2 separate regions of the Homo sapiens genome follow, and region 2 is linked to region 1. A link is a loop called in an ENCODE intact Hi-C map of the cell type or tissue named here. Cell type or tissue: PC-3. All regions are shown on one strand.

The links. Peaks named below come from ENCODE experiments on the same cell type or tissue, not always from the same donor. Only the 100,000 strongest peaks of a DNase experiment are listed, where the experiment ranks them.
Region 2: a loop joins it to region 1, with 4 times the contacts of the local background. A loop is called at or near these places in 2 of 110 quality-filtered maps.

What each region holds. Positions count from the first base shown.
Region 1 is chr5:103,613,080-103,617,079 of GRCh38, forward strand. The region is part of intron 1 of LOC105379107 (a long non-coding RNA gene); the gene reads left to right. Among named protein-coding and RNA genes, the nearest start is that of NUDT12, 52 kb to the left of the region's middle. In PC-3, no CTCF peak of the experiment used is centred here; no DNase peak of the experiment used is centred here.
Region 2 is chr5:103,742,749-103,746,748 of GRCh38, forward strand. The region is part of intron 2 of LOC105379107 (a long non-coding RNA gene); the gene reads left to right. Among named protein-coding and RNA genes, the nearest start is that of NUDT12, 180 kb to the left of the region's middle. In PC-3, no CTCF peak of the experiment used is centred here; a DNase peak (open chromatin) is centred at 1,653; H3K4me3 peaks cover 639 bases; H3K27ac peaks cover 1,054 bases.

The DNA of each region.
Region 1 (4,000 bases):
AGATTAAATGCCTTTCTCATTATTTATCACCCAACCTACTATTATACTGGAACAAGATATTAGCAGTTGGGGAAAATAAAACCACTGGCTGTTTGACAAAGACAAATTCCTATACAAGGACTTGTAGGTCAGAATGAACTTCATCCCTAATCTCACTTCTAATTGATTCATAAGTGGGATGGGCTTTTTATTCATATTGCAGTGTAACAACTCTGATAGGGATGATGGCAGCCAGAGCTTTGAAACATTGTGCTATAGTTCATCACTCTGATTTCAACTTTCCAAAATTATTTCCCTTTCTACTACTGGAAATGTTTTACTTTAAACAAAAACTTTGAGTTCCCGGCAGGTTTCATACACATTGATTTGGTAATCCATACAATGAGTGCATGATTTTAAATTGTGTTCATTACTGCAGCCTGTATTCTCAGCAACTAGATAGGTGGTCGCCAAGAAAGCTAGCCACTAAAAGTGGCTGACTCAGAACAACTCAAATTGCATATCACTTTGAGATACTGGTAGCACGTTAAAAAGCATTGTTCTTATCAGTTCCTACGAGCTAAAAAATCTATGTGTTTTTTGTTTGTTTGTTTGTTTGGGGTATATTTTTTAAATGAGAAAGTATTTGGAAAAAGAAATGAAACCACAGAGATCAACCCTGGTTTTCTTTAAGTAAAATGAATGTCCTGTTATAGAGAAGGAATATTTCAATCTTGTTGAAGAGGTAAATGAGAAACGATGTTTCACTGTCAAGGTGTATCTTGCACATTTGATGGAAAATTACTGAAGAGAAGCAGTTACATTTCAGCATCTCAAACCCGTTAGGAAGTGAGAGCAGTTTCTCTCTGTGGAATTGTTACTGTGAGAAACAGGCTAGCTTGTAACACTGGGGTGCTTGATTTCAAGCCCAAGTTTATATTGGGCCTTCAACAAGGTGTGGAACTGTAATAGGATGTGGTGGTTTGATATAAGGTAGTTTATAAGTCTGATCCTTAAAAGCTCATGACATTCTGCTGAGAATTTTCTGCTCTGATTTTTCTCAGGTAAAAAATGTAAGGGGGTCATTGTCAGACACTCCAAGTTGTTAAACAAATATGAAGCAATTACTACTTTATGGGCACATTTTCTGAGTGTCTCTGCTATGGTATATCTTTGGCAAGCTTCAATTGCTGGAAAAAAAATCATAGATATACTGATACCCATGATAACTTCAGAATAGTATAAACCATCTTTAATTATCTTAGAGTACAGCTGTCCTACTCATGTTGTTTTCAGAAATGAGATAGGAATAAGACCAATTATAATAAGACCCAAGGCTCCTGGGATTTTCTTTTCACTGGGTAAGATTTCTGGAAAATCCTAATTTATCTGATTTAATGTCTGTGAGAAAGTAATTTCCAGCCTACAACTAGTTCTCATACAGATATTTTTGTTGCCTTACAAAATTCTGTGTTTCACAGTCTCTAATTACTGTTTTACTGACATGCAAATAAAGATCTATAGTGATCACATTTGTCCCAGGCATGCTTGCTTTGGCAGACCCCACTTATCATATTAAACAGATTCTAATTCTAATGCAAATATTTGAATCATCACATTAAATATATTTTTGATAAAAAATTTTAAGATAATTTTACTTTAATGGAATTAGTTATTTCTTTTGCCCTGGAGATTTAAATTTTATTATGTTTGTATGTGAATTGAGTCACAGGTGACATAACATTTTTGCAGCTATTACTCAAATATCTCATTAATTTTTAAATTTTGTAGCCACTGATATATAATTATTTTCAGGCCCTTGGAAAGCTCAAAGAGTCTCTTGTCTGTGTCTGTAATACCTAATGTAAAAAATGATCCTAGTTGTGCAAAGCTAGTCTAAACTATTGATATTCTATGCAAAGATGTAAGACAGCCACTGCAATGGTAGTTTCATGGTTCTTATAGAAAAATTGATAAGTGTTTGCTTCCACTTTTGTCAGAAGTAATGTTGAAATCCTTAGGCCACTTGAGACAAAATGTTGTCACCTTGAGGATAGTGTAACTGACAGGATCAGTGTTGAAAATCCTATGTGAAATTGCTACTTAATATGGAACAAGTATCATTTTGATACCAGCTTTCAATCTAATAGATAAAATGATCATTGGTTAATCATGCACACACACACATTGTTTAATCACACACACACACACACACACACACACTTATGTATATATAACCTATTCAAGCTAATTATATTATATACCCCTTTATAAACAGGAGACAGAAGGCTTTGTTATCCCCACCTTACCACACCGTAGACACAGCAGATTAAAAAAAGAAAATAAAAGGTTAAACCTTGTGGATCAAAGATGAGGCAGGCGATATAAAATGGATTAAAGTTAAAATGAAGATAAATTGCTGAAAGCAAACAAAGACATGAGAAAATGCAAAAAGCTTTCAAGGTTAAATAGAGTGATAATCTCAAAAGCCAAATGAATTTAAAAGTTCTTTTCGGTTTTATCACAAACTTTCACAAATAAGACCTTAAAGAGATACCTGGGTAAATATGATGAGCTGCTGCAATAGTTCACCACAGGAATACCATATCTATCATCTAATTACTTTTTTCTTGCAATTTTTCCTCTATTTAAAACAAAAAAAAAGATCCCTCAGTTCGAGACCATTTTAATGAATTATTGATATTTGGGTCATGTCAATACAATGCATATTTAATTTTAATTTTAATCATTGGCTGTATCAAATGTAGATGCCATTTATTAATTTGAGAAAGAATAAGTTGTCTAAAAGTGGCTAACACCCTAGTATAGAGTTCTGTGCAAATATGGCTGGGTTTTGTGTTTAATGTCTACATAGAACTACTAGTTTTCTTGTGGCATTAGCTAGAAATTTTCTCCTTTACCTGTTATTTTGTACAGTTTCTGATGGCTTTTGGGTGACTCGTGGCTTGGTCCCTCAGTGGCTTACCAGCCAGCAGTCCTTTGTTTTGTATCTTAGATTATTTGATGGATTATCAAGGTAGTGCCCAACTGTATTAGAAAGAAGAGCTATAAGCAAAATTATGGTGAGCCTCTTAAAACCCATAAAATGAGTGAAAAGACTTTTGATCACATGTAATATTTAGGAAATATCCTGGTAAAATTTTAGTTGTGTAAGAAATGACAAGTGCATATACTACATCAAGCCTTGGCTACTGACTCATATTTTATGTTGGTGTTGAGTATTTCTGGTTTTCAACAATGCTGAATTTGATTTTTTTAAAAATAGGATAATTGGGAAGGGGATTATAATAAAACTTAATTTAACTACTAAAACTTTGAAAGGTCACAAAGCTCTTCCTGTGGTTTCAAAGAGAAAGTATGAATTGTGCTGGCATTATTTGATTTTTTAATAGAAAAATTACTATGGGAATTTTATAGTTTAATGATATTGTGGATTAGAAAAATATTGTAACCCAAATTAGAGTTTGTGGAAACCAGAATGAATAATTTAGTTATTCTGGAGCTGAGAACATGAATCTTGTTTCCAAATGGAATGTGGAGTTACTAACATGGAGAATAAAGGAAAATAATTCATGTTAAAATGATTGTTAAAGTTCAGGACAGTAGATGTTCAAGAAAGACAGGCCTTTTTAGTCATCTCTTTATTTGTGAGAAATGACTAAACTCTTTTACCTAATTAAGGTAAAAACTCAAATCTAAAAGAGATATGAATATATATGGGGCCACCCATTTTTTAAAATATGGGAATTAGGCCAGAAAGTTGTTAGGTAATAGTGACTGCTAGCCTGTGGTGGAGCTGGGAAACAATTTCTAGACAATCAGACTAGTCCTGCTCTGAGAAAAAACACAATATAGATTTAGCATGGGTGATGTGGGGAAAGGGAATGATCAGAGAAGGTTGTAGATGATAAGAGTGATACTGAACTCTTATTCTGGATCAGTTAGAAGTGGCAGGGTTTGCATTTAGGAAATTTCAGATAATTTAGAACAGTCTTTCAAA
Region 2 (4,000 bases), 130 kb after region 1:
CACCACTGACATCAGCTCAGAGAAAACTAGTTCTCCACAATCAGGTAAAAATTTGCTGAACAATGCCTATTCTACAAGCAGATTGCAGTAAAAGATGACACACAGAAGAATTAAAGTAGCTGTTAATTTTAGATTCTTGCTAGTTTTAGTTACAAGAAAGAATTTAATTAACTTCAGTTTGGGTAGATAGCAGAATAGAACATCTGCTTTCTTAATCTAGAGGGAGTTAAAATCAAAGTTTTGAGCCGTTAAAATAGAAGGGTTGGGAATTCTGATTGAACTTTATGGCAGATGAACAAGTGCCAAAATATTACTTTCCTAAAGCTGCCTAGATGACTAGCTTGAGTTGTTTTGGACTGTTTTAACAGCAGAGTGGGTTTGTTATTAATCAGGTGAAACCCTAAACTCATCTTTATTTATAAATTCTATGCTATTTAAATTTATGTAGTAACCTTCTAAGAGAGAAGATTTGAGAAAGTTAAGTTTAGTAACTTAGATGAGCAAGTATATTTACTCACTGAGGTGAACTTTTCATCAATTTCTGTTAAATGGCAATGTGATTGGGATCCAAGAAAATGAATCTCGTTTACCACTCACATTCTCTTACTAATTGAAGTCAAATGAGTAAGAGTCATGCATTTACATTTGGTGCTCTGATGTGTATAGTTCTCTGGTTTGATTTCTAATCCACAAAACTCATTGATGTGGCAATATGATGCACTGGGAGCTTAGCTAGGTAACAAAAACGGTGCACAATGCATAAGACACTCCTCTGAAATCCAGTTCAATGAAAGATAGTGTTTAAGGCTCCCTGAATGAATTACAGCATGGTAAGATACTGCTATAAAAGCAGCAAAACCATTAACATAGACAGTAGAGATGCTAGGCTGGAATGCTTTTATATGCCAATTTAATGTTTGCGATTATGCTGCACAGATTCAGTCCTTCATAAAACCATTTCTATGGTAACAGGGAAATGTAGAAAGCCCATAACATATAACTAGGACTTTCTAAAATTCTGACTAGTCTAAAGAATATGTTATCTTCTTTTAATGCACAAATTTCAGAAATTGAAAATTACTGAATAACACATGAAGTAGAAGATCTGACATCTTACAGTTAAGCCTCCTGAAAGCCTTATTTGATAGCTTATTAAATGCATCTGGTATATTTAAAAGTAAGACTAGAGAGTGAAAAAAGAGTTGAATCTGTAAAATGCTTTAGTCCAAATAAGCTTTCAGCACTTTGGTGATAGTAAGGAAATGTAGCCAATCTTCCTGCTGGAATTTACTGTTAGGATCTTTTACAGTTTCTGAATGGGATATTGTGAAGATGCAGCACAGAGATTTCAGGAACAAATAATCAGACAGAAGATAACCCACGGAAACTTTTAATAATCTGGTTGCCTTGTAAATGCTTTCTTCAGAAATTAACTTTGGGGACTTTGGCATTTATTTTCTCATAACAAGGGTGAATCGATTATTGAACGGTTGAAAGCACACAATACATATTGAGCTGTTCATGCGTAGCTGCTTTCTCCCAGCAGGCACCTTGCTGCCTGCAACATATTTTTAAATAGGATTACTACTCATTAAATTACAATGACCTGGAGCACTGGCCAAATAAAATAAAAAATTGCCTTGACTCATTGTGGTTTGAAGCATTGCCATGGCCTCTCGGTGGCTTGCTTTCCCTAGTGGAAGTTGATCTGAAGGATATACATGAATGACTGCTTCAATGGCTAAAATTTAGTCAAGCAAACCCCCAAATTTTGTAACTATAACTGAAACTTAAACATGGCCAGAGTTTTATATCATAATTACATTTTGAAGGAGTCCTTATTAAACAATATATATTTTTAGTCAAAATGGCTTATATTTTGTGTAGCAATCTGTGGGCTACTCATCCAAAAGATTACACTTTAAATTAATTAAATGTTGCAATGCTGATGTGTACACAAACCTGTATTCTTTCTATGAAAATAGACCATGTTTTTTAATTATACTATATAAAGCAATCTTTTATAAATCCATGAGAATACCTGTGTGCCTGAGGTGGGAGGATCACTTAAGGCCAGGAGTTCGAGATGAGCCTGAGCCATAGAGCAAGACCCCGTCTTTACAAAAAATAATTTAAAAATTAGTCAGGTGTTTTGGTGCATGCCTGTAGACCTAGCTATTCAGAAGGCTGAAGGTCACTTGAGCTCAGGAGATAGAGGCTTCAGAGAGCTATTGTCTTGCCATTGGACTCCAGCCTGGGTGACAAAGCAAGATCCTGTCTCAAAAAACAAATCAAATTGTCTAAAAAAAATTAGTCAAATCAATCAGCAGGAACAAAGGAACCGTCTCCCTTGATTTCAGTAGCTAAGGGGAATTTTTTTCTTTTTTCTTTTTGTTTGTTTGTTTAAGGCAGATAAAGAATATAGGCAATTACCTTAAGAATTCTCAGAGTATATAAAACGTATATGAATTAAATGACTGTAGGAAAGTAGGAAGAAGTATAATGTGAACATACTAACATTTTCCCAAAAGTTATATATTATTCATGTTGTCATTCTTGACAGCTGGAAAGAAAGATTATATGAAGACTTGTTATTCTCTTCCTGTCTGTACATTATTATGCCATGATTTAACCTACATTTCCATTTCACAGTCTATCTCATAATTTCTCCCTTCCTAATCTATTTACTGATACATGGACACTTGGTATGTGTATCAAATATTTATCTGAGAAATTCAGGGCCCAAGTTATGATACAAATTTGGGGGAGCCCTATGTCCCTATTCAGATGTCTTGTAACTTGACATCTGTCAGCCTCCCCATTATACACTTTCACTCATTGTGGATTTGTTATTAGTAGAAAGATCATGTAATCTCATTAATTCTGACAACCTGGAGCCAAGTCACAAAAGCTCCTGTGATACAGTGTCAGGACCGTAAGGTTAATCACAAGGTCTAAATTTGCTTTCCTTTGGGAATCATGTAATCTAACTTTTGTTTTCACTTCCAGTACCATGTTTAGTTCCAGGTCTTCTGTCTCTCAGACATTCCAATTATTGCTAAATATCTTCATTCTGGTATGATTCTGACTTCCATATGTCTAATTGAACTATTGCAACAGTTTAGAAACTGAGACTTCCTAACACTTCAGTTAAGCCCTTGGGGCTCAGGGATTGAATAGCTACCAGTTTAGAGTTCCTTAATACCGCATTAGTGACCTTTCTACTGAGGCATGATCTCAGTATTTCCATGTTGTCTCTGTATCCATACTATTTCTCTACACTCAGAATGAACCTCACTTTCCTCTGGAGTGTTAAATAGAACCTTTTGCAACCATCTGATCATCCTATGAAAAGTGGCAACTTCTCCCTCTAGTTGTTTCGGGTATTCCCTGCCAAGTTTCTTTGCTTAGATTTCCTCCATGGCACTTATTTGACATATTATACATTTAATTGTATATTTATTGTTGGTTTCCTTCCAGTTGAATGTAAGCTTCTTTAGGGCAGGGACTTTGTGTACTGCTGTTTCTCCCGTGCCCAGAATATCATCTGATTTAAGTGCTAAGTAAATATTAGTTGAGTGACTGACTAAATAAGTAAAAGGCAGAGTTTTGAGGACTAAGAATCTCAATTTCATCGCAATCTCATGTGTGCTGAGACTAGGAACATTTATTGACAGTGAGATTGCCTCAACTGTAATTCATGGGTCTTCAAGGAAGAATATAAAAACGAGAGACCAAGCTGGGTCCCTGGGATTTACAAAAATGCTGACAATTATTTTAGCTTACACAGTTTCACACTTGTACTCATTGGCCCATTCTGATAATTTATACCTTAATAAATGGATGTTGTCTGTCTCCCAGAGAAAGACAAAAAAGTGGAAGATGAAACTGATTTTCCAAATCAGTTTCCTTTGGATGTAGTCCTTTGGAGAGCAATGATAACTAATATTAATGGATAAGAGTCTATGTAACAGCTTTGCCTTATTACTGGTTCTGAACT